Regions from separate parts of the Mus musculus genome. Here region 1 is linked to region 2. The links are chromatin loops, found by intact Hi-C in ENCODE. Cell type or tissue: heart. All regions are shown on one strand. Each heading gives the region's core, and the rest is flanking DNA. Links, peaks and the distances in the headings are about the cores only.

The links. Peaks named below come from ENCODE experiments on the same cell type or tissue, not always from the same donor. Only the 100,000 strongest peaks of a DNase experiment are listed, where the experiment ranks them.
Region 1: a loop joins it to region 2, with 3 times the contacts of the local background. A loop is called at or near these places in 4 of 42 quality-filtered maps.

The regions. Positions count from the first base shown.
Region 1 is chr1:91,361,987-91,370,311 of GRCm38, reverse strand. Klhl30 (kelch-like 30) reads right to left here. Exons shown (of 8, transcript NM_027551.2): 8 at 7,908-8,325. Erfe (erythroferrone) reads right to left here and starts at 3,882. Exons shown (of 8, transcript NM_173395.2): 1 at 3,664-3,882; 2 at 1,831-1,947; 3 at 839-941; 4 at 1-226. The coding sequence starts at 3,831. In heart, for the core only: a CTCF peak has its summit at 3,943 (motif pointing left); DNase peaks (open chromatin) are centred at 774, 3,941 and 4,965; H3K4me3 peaks cover 1,532 bases; H3K27ac peaks cover 1,078 bases; H3K27me3 peaks cover 1,035 bases.
Region 2 is chr1:91,475,684-91,484,008 of GRCm38, reverse strand. Gm28382 (a long non-coding RNA gene) reads right to left here and starts at 5,238. Exons shown (of 3, transcript XR_003948697.1): 1 at 5,214-5,238; 2 at 499-1,000; 3 at 1-310. In heart, for the core only: a CTCF peak has its summit at 4,852 (motif pointing left); a DNase peak (open chromatin) is centred at 518; H3K27me3 peaks cover 261 bases.

The DNA.
Region 1 (8,325 bases), core at 193-8,192, 110 kb after region 2:
CGCCGATCCACCTGCACATCCCGGCGCAAGCGACAGTGGAATGCGGCCTCCACACGTGGTGCCCGCGGGCCCTGGGCCAAGGTCGCAGCCAGCAGAGCTAACAATGCCCCTGGGTCCTGGCTATCAAGCTCCTGGGCGGCTGGGACACGGGAAGGGCTACCCGAGGCTGGTGTAGTGAGATCCCTGGTGCAGTGCTCCAGATGGCTCTCTCGCTGCCGTACTGCGCCTGACACAAAGCAGTCGGTGGACCACTCTACTCACCAGCCCGTGGCCTTAGAGCGTGGTGACTGACACTGGAGGTCCTGGGGACATTACTGCCTGACCTGGCAGCTGCCAGTTTCCCTTCACACCATCTGACACAAGCTCCAGCAAGTGCATATCCAGCACCCAGCACCCTTGTTCGCTAGCCTCACCCTCTATAACGATACCTGTATTTTTGAGAATGTTGTATAGAAATACTTATTGTGGCTATACTGGAAGAAACACAAAGGTTCGTCACCCTCTGGAAGCTTATTTAAAACCAAACAAGCAGTGGCACAGAAGCAGGAAAGGGCTCGCAGCAGTCCTCCATGGTACAGTCATTTACAGAAGATAGTGACAGCCACTCCCCAGCAGCAGGCTGCAGGGCCTGTCCTCAGTGAAGAACAATAAAAGGCCTCCTTCCCTGAGGCTTCCACCTGCCGCATGTCTCCCACCCACAGTCCCGCCCCATGACAGGCAGGGCGGCCAACAGGGAAGCAACATAGCAGGTGTTTGCTGGGACCTGAACTTTACCCTCTAGAGATGCCCTGCTGGTTTGCCCACACCAGAACATGTGCCCACAGAATGGCACCCCTACCTTTCAGCAACAGCTGGAACTCCTTCAGCAGAACCTCAGATGGGATAAAGGGGCCTGGGGGGCCCTGAGGACCTGGTGGCCCTGGGGGTCCTGGCAGGCCAAGCTGGAAGGGAAGGTAGAGGTTAAGAACATTTGAGGGGAGAGGTGACCCTTCTGCCGGGTCCTACATCGAGGCTGGCAGGAGAGCTCCCGCCTTGGCTGTGGGCTCTTCCCTCCGTGTGGAGGTCCTTAGGGCTCTCATACTCCTCTATCATCAAGCATGGAGTGCAGGCATGGGCAAGGATGGGATTGTGCAGATGTGGAGCTTCTTAGGGGCTGTACAGGGCACGGCAGGCTCTGTATGCAAGAGCCCTACAGCTGCCTCTCTGGATGTGATTCCCAGATAAAGACCACCCAGGCTGCTTCTGGGGACGTGAATCTCAGTCTGGCCTGAGACACAACAACAAGTCTCCACTGCACTTGGGAGTTTATACTGGTCTGGGTCAGGACCTAAGGGAAGGAGGCAAGCTCCTGCATAGAGAAGCCTAAGCAAGGCCAGGTAGCCTAAGGGGGCAGGGCTGACCACACACACATACACACACCCAGGCCCAGTGAATGGGTCAGATCCTGGGCAGGTAAGGCTGACCCTCAATAGAGAAACACAACACACACTGAAGCCCAGCCTGGATCCAGAGTTACTTGGAGGAACTCAATGCAGGAGTCAGTCATCAGGTCCAAGTGCCAGCTTCCTGCCCAAGCCAGGGCCATACTGAGAGGCTCCCATCCTGTACCATTCCAGCAGCCCGAAGCCAACCCAACTCCTTAGCATATGTTGGGTGAGCTTCTCCCTCTGGCCATGAAGGGAAATCTGGGGAGGACCTGGCATCCTGAGGGCTCCTAACTCCTGACTTGCTGGACGCCAGCTTCATACTTGATCCTTGTTTCTTTCCATGGCTTCTGCTGTTGGAAAGGGTACTAGGGGCTCGGGGAGGTGGTGGGCCCAAGCTGCTCACCTTCAGCCTCCTGGCTTTGCTCCTCCTCTTACTGTTGATCCCCTTGTCACTCTGCTTGACGAACAGCATCCAAGCATCCCGGGGATCCACACTGTGTGCATGCGCAATGGTGGGTTCCTGGAACACAGATGGCCACAGTAGGTTTGCTTGGTAGCATCTTGCCCTTGTCACTTGTGTTTTCAGAGGTAGTGTCCGACCCATCCCCAGCCCATGGAGGAGGGAGCCCAGGCTGCAGGAAGGTAGGAGTGGGGCTCCAAAGCAGGTGCTCTGGGATGTATCTTCTTGCTTTTCCTTGAGTGTCACCGTCCTTTGACAGTCACTGGAACCCACAGTTGCTTAGGAGGTGACTATGAATATATGAATACTGGGTGACAACAGGTCATTTTGTCCCTCCCCACAGTCAGAAGTGTCAGGGAGACCAGCCTCAGGGCCACTGTGGTCACAGGGCATGGGGAGCAGTGGGGCAGAGGAGCCGGATGTCATGACTCTAGCTAGGCCTTTACTTTTCTCAGCTTTCTAAAACACTGGCCCAAGGATTCAAGCTCTGAGAGTGGCCTTGTTTCCTGGCAGAGGCCTTTGGCAAATAGGACAGTTAATAGGCCTCTAATGGTCTGGGTTCCATGTAGGGCTACCAGCTAGGAAAGGAATGAACCATTCAAGAGGCCTTAGAAGAAGTCAAGGGCACAGACTCCAGTGTCTGACAGAAAGACCCAGGATCTCAAAACTACCCAAACCGGGGTCTTGTGGGTCACAGGCCAGGCTGCTGTGTCAGGATGATGGAGGCTTCTATGCTTCTTGCTGTCTGATGCCCTCAGTGGACACTCACAGTGCAGTGCTTCCATTATAGGTCAGAACAGGTGTACTGACCCTTCCAGGGGACCGGTGGCCTGTGTACAGACTCGCACCACTGTCAACTTGAGGGCAGCACCGAAAATACATGGAGCCATGTTGGTCAGGGGCCCCAGGAGTTGGAGTGGGAGCTGGGTTCCAGCTATCAGGGAACTGGTGACACCTTGCCCCTCCCAAAGAGGGTTCAAGGCCAACATTCCACTGGGAAGGTCCAGCCTACTCCCCACTTCCTGGTGACTATGTCTGGACCTCATGAAAGTTTTGAAGGCTGATGGCTGGGGGTCAGGGGGAGGCTTCAGACAACAAGGACATGTTTACTCCCACCAAAGGAGGCAGAAATGGGATGGTGGAAGGACCCAGGGATGCCTTGCAGAGGGAGGTATTGTAACCATCTCCAGCTGTCTTAGTGGATGTTTTGTTGGCCCCTGGGGTGCTGAGAACTGAAGAGCGCGCTGGCCTGGGGTTTCCTTGTGCCTGGCCCACAGCATGAGCGATCAACTAGACCCTGAAATTCTTCCCTGAACTCTCACCAACAGGACTGACCAGCTCCAATGAAGGCTACCAATCCACCCTCCCCAGGCCTCTAGCCACACCCTCCCCAGCCTGCGTCTCCACCCCAGCAGTTCAGGTGGAGATCTTGGGAGGGATCGCAGGCAGAGCCTGGTTACATCACTCCTTTCCCAGACGCAGTCACCTAACAAAAAGGAACTAGATCTGGGAGCCCCGCTCTCTCACCAGTCTTCCAGTTTCACGAGGAGCAAGTTAACTGCATTTCACACCTTTCCCAATCTCTCCTACTGGCCTAGTGGAGTTCTGCCGCCAAAGCCACGGTACAGAGGACGCATCCACCCAACCCTGGGTCTCACAGAGCCCCTGAGAGCGACGTATCCCCAGTGTTGGACACTGCGCAGCAAGGGGTGCCACCTTCCCCACCGTCTTAGGGCCCCCCGGGACAGGAAGATGTGGGGCGCGGCTGCGTCTTACCGGCGGGCTGTTGGCTGGCGGGGCGGGCAGCTCGGCCCCGGGCGGCTGCGGGCGTGCATGAGTCCCCACGGGCTCCGCGGACTCAGGGACACCGAGGCCCATGGCGGCGAGTAGGCTGGCGCAGGCGAGCAGCGTGCGAGCTCCGACGGGGCGGCGGGTCGAGGCCATGCTGGCGGCGGCGGCGGCAGTAAAGAGCACGGCTGGTCAGGTCGGCGCCTTATAACGCGCTTGAATCCCCCGCCTCGCGCGCGCCGCCCTCGCTGCCGTCGCCCCCTCGCGGCTAGGGCACGCTCTGCAGGCACAGGGGACCCTGAGGAGGCGGGCGCCCGATCCGGTCCGTGCACGCCTCCACTTTGCTGCCTGTAGCCCAGGGTTAGCTTCTCTTCTCCTAGCCCTGCACCCGAGGCTTTCTAAGACACCCCCCCCTTTCTCTAAGGACACCCACTGCACCATTCTGCACGTCTTCTTAGGACCTCCCCCCGCCCCGGGTCTCTTCTTTTCTCATGGTTCCAGGCCTTAATGACAAGTTGAGTACCTGAGAATATGGCAGCCCTTATGGCTCCTCCTTTTCAAGCTGGGGAACCTGGAGCACTTTTAAGGTTTCCCTGCTCTTCCCCACCCCGGATGTATCTGCACAGCTGGCACCTCTCAGGCTCCAGCTACGGAGTCTGCTACTAGCAGCTACAGAGAACTGACCCAGTCTGGCTGAAAGGTCGGATCCCTCTGATGTCCTAAGCCAGGCAGATGGAGCTCAGACTGCTGCCCACTGCCCACCACGGAGCATTCAACCAGGACAGATGTGGCAAATCCTAAAGGATGAACTGCGAGGAGGCCTTTTCTGGGTGGTTCTCCTCCAGAGAGGCAGGCCTAGCTGCCTTGAGCTGCTGTCATTACATTGGCTGTAGATAAAGCAGCACACCTGGGTTTCTTTGTTTCTTTTTTTGTTTTGTTTTGTTTTGTTTTGTTTTTTGTTTTTTCCTTTGTTTGCTTGCTTGCTTGATTTGTTTTAATCTTAAATTGTGTGCGTCCAGGTGCCCTTAAAGGCTAGAAGAGGGAGTCCAAAGAAGGGACTTGATTTGGGAAGCATGACCCTAAGATATCAAGTGACCCTGCTCTGTTCACAGTGAGGGCCCCAGCTGGAGCGCTGACAACCAGATCTGTTGCCATGTGAAAGTAGTTATTTTCCCAAACAACGGACTGTCCTAGTGATGTCATGGGTTCTTCCAGAGGGCCCAGATCCAAATAGTTCTGGTACTGGCATGGCTTCCTGGACCCTAGCTCAAGGTAATGACGCGGTCCAGTTCAGGCGCATAGCCCCAGAGCTCTAGCCATTCAGGAAAGGTTCCCGCATGTTTGCAGGGTCCTGTTTGAAAGCAAGGTCCTCAGGAGGACAGGAGTGCATGGCAAAGCTCACAGGGCGCTAAGCATAGGGTCCACAGCCTCAAAGGAGTGGCATCTCTGATTCAGAAGTGGGACCCTTGAGTGTGGTGGTGCCTGGGTCTGAGTGAACATTCTGAGTGAGTCGGGCCCGGCAGGAGAGCAGCGAGTGACCTCCCTGTGCCTTCTTGCATGGCAGAAATCTAATCCTCATTCCTGGGACCTCATGTCATGGCCTTGACCCAGCTTCCCGGCAGTTCAATGAGCCAAGCTTTCTCCGTGTCCCTCTTTCTTCAAAGGAAGGCTGTAGGCTGATGAGGTCATGGGCATGAAATCTTCCCTTTACTCAAAGACAGTGGGAGCCTGCCTGAGGCTGACTGGCTGTGCGGCCTCAAGAGTACCTGCAGCTAGCAGTGGTGTCGTTAGCTATGTATGCCTTGAACGTGGATGGACCATCAGTACTCGGATCACGTGACTGTCCCTAACATACAAAGGAGGAAAATGAGGGATAGACCTTGGGAGAATCAAGGAGTCCCCAAACCAAGGCATATCCAGGCCCAGGTACCATGTCTTGCAGTCAGCAGCTCTGTAGGCCTTGAGTGCTCCTATGGGCTCTGAGTGCTCCTAGGGTGTGGTGGTCTAAGTAACAATGGCTGCCATAGGCCCATATATTAGAATGCTTAGTCATCGGGAATAGAACTGTTTGAAAGGATTAGAAGGATTAGGAGGTGCTGCCTTGTAGGGTGGACTTGAGGTTTCAAAGCCCATGCTGGGCCCAGTCTTTCTGGCCTGCAGCTCAGGATGTAGCTCAGATAAGCCCCAGCACCTCTTAAACCAGAAGCAATCCCCCAATTAAGTGCCTTTTTCTGTAAGAATTGCCTTGGTTGTGGCTGGAGAGATGGCTCAGCAGTTATGAGGACTGGCTGTTCTCTCCTGAGTTCCATTCTCAGCAACCACATGGTGGCTCACAACCATCTGTAAGGGGATCTGATGCCTTCTTCTGGTGTGTTTGAAGACAGCTACAGTATACTCATATACATTAAATAAGTAAGTAAATCATTAAAAAATATTGATTTGGTCCTGGTGTCTCTTCACAGCATTAGAACACTGAGACATGGGGGCTCAAGTACTCTCAGACTCTAAGTGCTCCTGAAGGCTCTGGGTGCTCCCGTAGGATCTGAGTGCTCTCCTGAGGGGTCGGAGGGATCTGAGGGATCTAAGTGCTCCCTCAGGCTCTGAGTGCTCCTGGAGGGTCTGGGGGCTCTCCTGAGGGATCTGGATGCTCCTGTAGGCTTTATGTGCTGTGGAGCACTCTATATTCTAACTAGAAGTCCTCACTAGCTTCAGATGTCCGAGTCCTTGTTTTCCTAGGGATTCTGGGATATGATTCTTGGGGTGCCTTGTGGCCATCCCCTGCATGACAGGAGGATCTCTTGAGTGTCTGGTGTGCTCCAGTCTCTGTGTGTTATGCTGGTGGCTGTCCCTCTTCCTGCTCACTTTGTGGCCCCACGGTGGCTTTAGAATACTCTGCCAGTGTTTTGTCTTCCCTCTCTATGTTCTGATTGCTTTGGTCAGAGGGTGGTTGTCAGGCTGCTAACAGGAGATGGGGACAGTAGAGTTAGGGACATTTCCACACACACACCCCCAGACACTGTAGCTAAATCTGTGTTCTCTCAGCATCTGCCTCTTCCCTGGTCTCTGGAAGCTGGTGGTGGTCAGGATGCCCTGTTGTTGCTAGCACCTAGGATCTCCACAGCTCACCTCCACCAGCTGGATACCCTTGAAGCTGGCCCCCAGTTGGAGACTTATTAGACTCCCAGCTCCCTAGCTGGAAGATCTTTCCTCTTGGAACACCAATTATGCCACTGACCCCAGAATGACCAGGTTAGGCACAATTCAGCAATGCTGAGAACCATGTGTCTCTCTCTACTCCAGGATTCCCCCACTCACACTCGCCCAGGGATGTGTGGCCTTTCTAACTCCCTTTTTCTTTCTTTCTTTTTCTTTTTCTTTTTGGTTTTTTGAGACAGGGTTTCTCTGTGTAGCTCTGGATGTCCTGGAACTTACTCTGTAGACCAGGCTGGCCTCAAACTCAGAAATCCACCTGCCTCTGCTTCCCAAGTGCTGGGATTAAAGGCGTGCACCACCACCACCTAGCCAACTCCCTTTTTCTGATTAAAGTCAGTGTCACTCTTTCAGCCTTTGCCTTTGGAAAGCCCTAGGATTGCATGCTCAGGGAAACACTATAGGACATCCCCCATGGTATAGAGTCCTCAATTGTTTTCATGGGATAAGAGCTACATCCTGATCTGCAGGCCAATAGAGACTGGGCCTGGCATGAGAGACTTTTGAAACCGTAAAGCCTACTTGTAGTAACATACTTTCTCTAACAACCATACCTCCTAATCCTTCTAATCCTTTCAAACAGTTCTACTCCCTGATGACTAAGCATTCATATAGATGAGCCTATGGGGCCAACTCTTATTCAAACCCCCAACATCATGGGAGCATTTAGAACCCAGGCATGAGTTCTGTCCTCTTAGAAGTAACATCTCTACCCCCCTGCCCTATTTGATCTCTGAGTTGGCTCAATGGTCCCAAAGACAGGCATGAAGTCAGGTCTGGGAGCAAAGTGAATCCGGACTTGCAAAGTCAGGGCAGAGCCTGGAGTCCTGTCCTCAGAACTCAGTAGTGTCAAGAACCAGTCTGAGCCCCTGGGCTGGTCCTAGAGAAGAAGTCTGCACTCAGTGTGAGCTGGGGGCCACTCAAGCCTCGTTGGGCTAGTAGCTGGTGTTGGCCAGACCAACTCCCAACCTACAGTCTAGGTCCTCAGCAGTCTGTAGCAGACAGAGCATGCTGCTCACACACAGTGATAGTTCTTTATTGTTTGTCTGGTTACAAATCTGGTGCCTCGTCTGGAGGAGAGCAAGAGGGCAAAGGGACAGAGATGTGGAGACTGAAAAATGCATGACCTCATGAGACCACGGTCTGAGTCATGTTAAATCATATCATGATTGGCAGGAGAGTCCATCAGATGTTAGCTCCACCCCATCTCAGCATATCCCCGGAAGCAAGCTTTTGACACACCCCAGGGCCATCCCCAGAATCCCTGCAGACCAGGGTGAGGGATCAGGTGTGAGATACCCCGAATATCAAACATTAACTCATTTATCAGATGACCTGCATATCTGATTTTAGTCATAACAGTAGCAAAATTATCGTTATGAAGTAACAATGAAGACAGTGTTATGGTCGAAAGTGACTACAACATGAGGAACTGTCTTA
Region 2 (8,325 bases), core at 127-8,126:
TTTGACCAGATGCTCAAGTAGCTGCCGTGGCTGTGTCCTGACCTGTACTGTCTCATCTGTCCGGAATGCAAGCTCCCACGAAGCAGCTGGGACCCTGGATGTCTCCTCAGGATACCCGAGACATGTCAGCTGACTAGATGGGTGAGGGGCTCGAACAGTGGCCTGGCAGATGCTGTAGATGTCACCAGATGCTCTTTCAGATCACAGCCCTTGCTCCCGTGGCTGCCAGGAAGTGTGGACCTCTGGCGTCTCTCCTCTCTGGGAAGACCTGGCCATTGTCCTCTTTCTCAGTTCCACTGCTCCAGGCAGCCTGTGTTCAAAAAATTGGTTGAACTAAAGCCCACTTTCCAGAAGTTTCTACCAGACGTGGTCTCAGAAAGCAGACCCTAAAATGAGGTTTGATAGCTAAATCGGCAAGGGTACAGGAAAGGGAGACCTGACAGTCTGCTGTAGAGACAACAGGGCAACCTTCATTGTGGTGAGGTTAGGTCGGCTTACCAGCAGGGGGCACCATCTCCACTAGTTGAAAGGACTTTGGACTCTTCCCATTCTGTTGAGGATGCCTAAAGAGAGGCTGAGGACCTCCATGACAGCACAGACTCTTGCTGTCAAAGAACAGAGCTGGCTGAGAATCAGATATGAAATTAATTCCCAGGGAATGGAGTTCCAGGAAGGCTTAATTCTTACCTCCAAGGCCACATTCCCAGTGGAGAAGCAATACAGCCCTTTGACTGGGAAAATGAGTCTCCCATATAGGCTAGCCCTCTGGAAGCTTCCCAGCCCCCTATGCAGTCTTCCTCCTTCTCAAAGACAGCGAGCGATAGATGGTTACTCCAGAATCCAGCTCAGTCTTCTACTGCAACAGATGACTAGGGTCAAGTCCTAGCAGAACCTCTCTGGGACCTTCCTGGCCCAGAGAATAGATGAAGTACTTCAGGGGCTGCTGGTAATCAAGCTGTTATTGCACAGACAACAGGAACCAGGCAAGTGACATCCAGGACTGCACAGAATATAAAGGGGAATGGATCAGACAGCTGGATGTGAGTTTTGACCTTTCAGACCTGACAGCTCAGGGACAGACCTTGACCATGGAAAAGAACATTCTCAAATGGCCACCAGCTATGATAAAGATGGGACTTTAACTTCCTTCCTAGGTATAGCACTGGCTTCACACCGGCAATGAATACTGCAGGGGCTGGGGGGGGGGTGTCGTTTCCTGCATCTCTGCCAATGTTGTTTCCGTTCCGCAACGGTCCTGATTTGATTCCAAGAATAGAGCATTAGAGAAAGGTTGTTTAGAGCATGGTTGGGGAATGATAAACAGGGTTGTTTGGGAGGCTCAGGGCCCAGCCCATGCACAAAAGGAAAGGAGAAGGAGTCTGGTAGGTAGGCCAGAGAAGAGAGGCCAGGAATGTTTGGGACGCCCTGGGAAGCAGAAGGTGGGGATGAGGACAGACCCCATCTAAAATGAGTTATCAAAAATCTTTCCTGAGTAAGTGGCCTTCCAGAGACAGATGATATGGGAGTCACCATGCATTTCCTGGGACAACTAGCTCTCAGGAATTCTTTAGTCTGCTTCCTTCCCTTCCCTTCCCTTCCCTTCCCTTCCCTTCCCTTCCCTTCCCTTCCCTCCCCTCCCCTCCCCTCCCCTTCCTTTCCCTTCCCTTCCCTTCCCTTTCTTGTTCTTTTCTTTTTTCTTTTCAAATGTGTATACTGTGCTGAATAGGCTGAAGTATTCCCAGACTATCTACAAAGTTTAACCATGTTTTCAAGAGTGTCCATGTGTTCTGTCTCTGGTAAATAAGACCTTAAACTAACACTCCATGCTTCCCCCCCCCCCCCCGTGCGACCCAGTTATGTGCAGAGGCCAGGCTGAGTAGAGCTAGCCCAAACCCCGAGAAGTAGGAACCGTGAGGTGAGTAGCATGTGACCCCCGTGAGGCCTGGAAAGGTACAGAGTGAGCAGGGGTGGGAGCCTGCTGGAAACTTCTGCCTTCCATTTTTGCCGTGTGGTGTTTGCCACGAAGGCAGTTTCAGGTCTTACTGTTGGCCAGCAATAGCCACCGTGTTCCGGAAGTCACACTGTGAGGATGTCAGGAATTGTCTCATTTAGTCCTCAGAACCCCAGGAAAAGACAAGTCAAGAAAACACGCCAGATAACAACAGGCAAGGGTGCAAACAGACATTCCTCCAAAGAAGATGTGCAAGTGACCAAGTCCATAATAAGATGGTAGGGGTTAGTGACTCAGGAAATGTAAATTAAGGAGCCAGGAGATGATTCGATGGGTGAGGGCACAAGCCTCACAACCTGAGTTTGATTCCCAAGAACCTCATAAAAAGCTAGCTGTAGTAGCATGCATCCCACCATTCCCAGGACTAGATGGTAAGCAGAGACAGAGAACCTCCCAAAACCTCCTAGGCCAGCTAGTCTGGAGTAGACAGCTCAGCAGCAGAAACAAGAAAGACAGACTGTGCCTCAATAAGAGTCAGCAAGGAAGGATAGACCTGGCTCTCAAAAGTTGCCCTGTGACCTCCATATGTGCCCTCTGGCAAGTGCTCACCCACACTTGTACACACACATAAGCATGTGAAAGCAAAGCAAAGCAAATCATAATGAAATTCCATTTCTCATCCCTTAGGACGGTGGTGTCGTTTGAATGTGGGCGGTCCTGACAGGCTGATGCTGTTAGTGTTTGGTCCCCAGCTAGTGGAACCAAGTCACAGCTGCTCTGTGTGTAAAAAGTGGAAGAAGGGATACTCAATTCCATGCTAGATGTTTTATCACGGTGACTTTCTCTCTTATCGAGACAGGGTTTCTTTGTGTAGCCTTGGCTGTCCTAGAACTAGACCAGGCTGGCTTCAAACTCACAGAGATCTGTGTGCCTATGCCTCTGGAGTGCTGGGATTAAAGGCACATGTCAGCATTGGAGAGATGCTCAGTGGATGAAGCTTTTGACGTACAGGTGTGTGGACCAGAGGTTTGGATCCTCAGCATCCACATAAATGCAAGTCAGAGGTGGTGATCATTCTGCAAGGGATTCTCTGAGCAAAACAGCTAGTACAGTAGCTGAACTGGCAAACCCCAGGTTTAGTGAGACACCCTGGCTAGATAGACAGAGTGGAGAGTGATTGAGGAAGAGACTTAGTGTCAATCTCCGGTCTCTGTATGCACACACTCATGTGTGCATGAACACTTGCACTCATGCAAACACACACATACATGCACCACACACACAAATCCTCAAAGGAGCTGCCAATATCAATTCTATTTTATGAAGAGAGAACATTAAGAGCTGATAGCAGGTCTTATCTGGGACTGGATAGGTATGGCCCCAGAGCCTGGGATTTCCAGAAGTTATTGACTCTTGGCCAGTTGGAACATGGCTCCTGAGATGACCCCATAATGGGGGAAGAGGTGCCCATATCTGGTCTTTCCTGAGACAGAGATTCAGACATGTTTTCTCAATATTCATTTAGCAATATAGGCCATTCTCTTTGTTCAATCCAAATAGATAAATTTTTATATGTGCTTTGCAATTGTTATAAATTTAGGACAGATGATACTGGGCATAATGCTGGCATTGAGAAAAAAAAAAACAAAAAAAAACAGGTCTGCACCATGCAAGAAGCTGCTGAATGGGGCCAGGCTTGTTCTTGGACTCTTGGGAGCCCTCATGAAGGAGGAGCATGGAATGGCTGCTTTTATTGAGTGCAGTGAAATGTTATAAGCAAACAAACACGAAAAAAGCAAAAGCATTCAACTTGCTGAGACTTACAATGTTCTCCACAAATGCTCAGTCTACCCTGATTAGTCCCCTTGTAGTCAATGTGGGCTATGCTGGGCTTGACAGTGAGCCTGCTGTCTGCATGGTGATTGCACTGGGGATAGGGTAGGGACAGGAGCCGGTTCCCAACTGGCCAGAATGAACCCATTAGCAGCTGGGGGGCTCTGCTTTCAGGGTAATCCCATTGTCCACTGTTGACTTTGTGCCTGCAGAGACGTTGAAATCCGAAAAAAAAGAAACCACAGTCTTCAACTTCTTCCAGAAAGATAAAAGGTGAGATGTCACTGGAGAGCCACACCAAAGCTTTCTTCCAACCTCCAAAGACTCTTCCGTGGAGCTAAAACACACCCAGAACAGCTGGAGACCAGCCACAGGGCTCCTATACAAACGGAACAAAGGGCTGAATTGCTACAAAAAACGTTGTTACAGAAAGTGGGTCAGTCATTTAATGATAGTGGAGATTGGAGTCCTTGCGCTAGCTAGCTCACCCTGGCCCTGGCCCTGGCCCCGGCCCCCTCTCTCACATAGACTCAGACACACACACACATAAACACACACACACACACACAAGGCAATACAGCTGAAAGGCTAGGGCATCTAGGGATAGACACAGACATGGCTCTTGGAGGCATCACTGTGGTGGCTTTGGCTAGAGGAAACCCTCCTAGTCATAGAGGGACAGTTTCAGGCAAGAGAAGACAGACTTGCAGGCCCAAATGAGCACCAACTCAAGGTAAGTTCCATCCTAGCCAGCACAGAATATTTTACAGGAGAGTTCATCTCTGATGAGAAAGAAAGGAGATAAGAAAAAAAAAATCACACTTTGGATACATGGTTCTGTGGTTTGGCTATGGTCTGAGCATGCCCAAGAAGGCCTCATGTGTGAGAAGCTTGGCCCTCTGTGTAGGATACTGGGAAAAGGTGGTGCTTAAGATATGGGACCTAGTGGTAGAGAGATGACTAAATGATAAAAAGCACTTGCTGTTCTTGTAAAGGATGCATATTCTATTCCTAGCACCCACATGGCAGTCTGTAACTCAAATCCTATTGGATCTGATGCCCTCTTCTGGCCTCCAAGGGCACTGCATGCACATTGTGCACAGACACACATACCAGGCAAACACACACACACACAATCTCAAAAACCAAACCAAACCAAAACAAAACAAAATAAAAACAAAACTGAAGTCCAGTAATTAGCACTTAAGTCATCGGGGATTCTGTCCTTGAAATGAATTAAGGAGCCCCAAGTTAGTCTCTAAGGAAAGCTATTTTAAAGCCACCTCCTCTAAGTTACTGTGTCACCACGTACTCTTCTCCCTCGTGTGTTCCAGCCATAACACCAGCCACCATGATACAGCATAGCAGGAACCTCCCAGAGCTGGCAGGACCTTTAGACACCAAAACTTCCAGATGGAACAAAGCTTACCTTTGAAGAAATGGGGAAATAGTTCTTATTTTAAGTGGGCTCCGAATTGAGGACTCTGAAACCTACAGGTTTCATTAAGGCAGGAAAAATGAGGGGAGACAGCGACCTGGGATCCACCTGACTCGAGCTGAATCTGCACCCCTTTTTAAACAGTGCACTGCCCAGCCTGGCACCTCCTGCTAGCATCAAACTGCGCACACACACTCCACTGCAAACAGTGTAATAGGCCTTCCTCCCTTAGTAACCTCTTGGCAATTTCCCTCCCATTGTTTCTCTCCTTTCAAACATGACCCAGGACTTATGGGAACTTAAGAGAAAGGATGAGCCAGCATGAGCCAGTTCTGGGTGAATGAACAGTAAAGCAAACTGTATCTTCTGAATGAGCTTTTGGGGGGAAGTCCCGCTTACTGCTTTATGTCTATGCATAATTGGATGTGCATATGATTACAACGATATGCATTGTGGGAAAGGAGAAGTGTAATTGTTGGGAGCCGCGCCCACATTCGCCGTTACAAGATGGCGCTGACAGCTGTGTTCTAAGTGGTAAACAAATAATCTGCGCATATGCCGAGGGTGGTTCTCCACTCCATGTGCTCTGCCTTCCCCGTGACGTCAACTCGGCCGATGGGCTGCAGCCAATCAGGGAGTGACACGTCCTAGGCGAAATATAACTCTCCTAAAAAAGGGACGGGGTTTCGTTTTCTCTCTCTCTTTCTTCTTGCACTCCTGCTCCTGAAGATGTAAGCAATAAAGTTTTGCCGCAGAAGATTCTGGTCTGTTGCGTCTTTCCTGGCCGGTCGTGAGAACGCGTCTAATAACAATTGGTGCCGAATTCCGGGACGAGAAAAAACTCGGGACTGGCGCAAGGAAGATCCCTCATTCCAGAACCAGAACTGCGGGTCGCGGTAATAAAGGTTCCCGTAAAGCAGACTGTTAAGAAGGATTCAACTGTATGAATTCAGAACTTTTCAGCTGGGGAACGAGAGTACCAGTGAGTACAGCTTTACGAGGTAAGTCTGATCTTGAACTTTCTAAGGAAATTCAAGACAGTCTATCAGAAGTAAAGTGGAAAATGTTTGGCCTTGAATTTTTTCTAGTGTTAGAAGCCCTTTTGTCCCTTTTCACATGTTATCAAGTGGTTAAGGCAGGGCGGATTCTGGATGAAATTCAGGGCAATCTATCAGAAGTAAAGCGGGGAGAGAGAGTAGGAGCAAAGAGGAAATATGGTACACAAAATAAGTATACAGGCCTTTCCAAGGGTCTTGAACCCGAGGAAAAGTTAAGGTTAGGTAGGAATACCTGGAGAGAGATTAGAAGAAAAAGAGGAAAAAGGGAAAAGAAGAAAGATCAATTAGCGGAGGTCTCTAGGAAAAGGAGCCTGTGCTCATCGCTGGATGGGCTCGGGGAGCCAGCTCTTAGTAGCTCTGAAGCAGATGAAGAATTCTCCTCTGAAGAAACAGACTGGGAGGAAGAAGCAGCTCATTATGAGAAAAAAGGGTACCAGCCAGGTAAAGTGCTAGCTAATCAGTTAAGGAAGCCAAAAGCGGCTGGCGAAGGCCAGTTTGCTGATTGGCCTCAGGGCAGTCGGCTTCAAGGTCCGCCCTATGCGGAGTCCCCGCCCTGCGTAGTGCGTCAGCCCTGCGCAGAGAGGCAGTGCGCAGAGAGGCAGTGCGCAGACTCATTCATTCCCAGAGAGGAACAAAGGAAAATACAACAGGCATTTCCGGTCTTTGAAGGAGCCGAGGGTGGGCGTGTCCACGCTCCGGTAGAATACTTACAAATTAAAGAAATTGCCGAGTCGGTCCGTAAATACGGAACCAATGCTAATTTTACCTTGGTGCAGTTAGACAGGCTTGCCGGCATGGCACTAACTCCTGCCGACTGGCAAACGGTTGTAAAAGCCGCTCTCCCTAGTATGGGCAAATATATGGAATGGAGAGCGCTTTGGCACGAAGCTGCACAAGCGCAGGCCCGAGCAAACGCAGCTGCTTTGACTCCAGAGCAGAGAGATTGGACTTTTGACTTGTTAACGGGTCAGGGAGCTTATTCTGCTGATCAAACAAACTACCATTGGGGAGCTTATGCCCAGATTTCTTCCACGGCTATTAGGGCCTGGAAGGCGCTCTCTCGAGCAGGTGAAACCACTGGGCAGTTAACAAAGATAATCCAGGGACCTCAGGAATCCTTCTCAGATTTTGTGGCCAGAATGACAGAGGCAGCAGAGCGTATTTTTGGAGAGTCAGAGCAAGCTGCGCCTCTGATAGAACAGCTAATCTATGAGCAAGCCACAAAGGAGTGCCGAGCGGCCATAGCCCCAAGAAAGAACAAAGGCTTACAAGACTGGCTCAGGGTCTGTCGAGAGCTTGGGGGACCTCTCACCAATGCAGGCTTAGCGGCCGCCATCCTCCAATCTCAGAACCGCTCCATGAGCAGAAATGATCAGAGGACATGTTTTAATTGCGGAAAGCCTGGGCATTTTAAGAAAGATTGCAGAGCTCCAGATAAACAGGGAGGGACTCTCACTCCTTGCTCTAAGTGTGGCAAGGGTTATCATAGAGCTGACCAGTGTCGCTCTGTGAGGGATATAAAGGGCAGAGTCCTTCCCCCACCTGATAGTCAATCAACTGATGTGCCAAAAAACGGGTCATCGGGCCCTCGGTCCCAGGGCCCTCAAAGATATGGGAACCGGTTTGTCAGGACCCAGGAAGCAGTCAGAGAGGCGACCCAGGAAGACCCACAAGGGTGGACCTGCGTGCCGCCTCCGACTTCCTATTAATGCCTCAAATGAGTATTCAGCCGGTGCCAGTGGAGCCTATACCATCCTTGCCCCCGGGAACCATGGGCCTTATTCTCGGCCGGGGTTCACTCACCTTGCAGGGCTTAGTAGTCCACCCTGGAGTTATGGATTGTCAACATTCCCCTGAAATACAGGTCCTGTGCTCAAGCCCTAAAGGCGTTTTTTCTATTAGTAAAGGAGATAGGATAGCTCAGCTGCTGCTCCTCCCTGATAATACCAGGGAGAAATTTGCAGGACCTGAGATAAAGAAAATGGGCTCCTCAGGAAATGATTCTGCCTATTTGGTTGTATCTTTAAATGATAGACCTAAGCTCC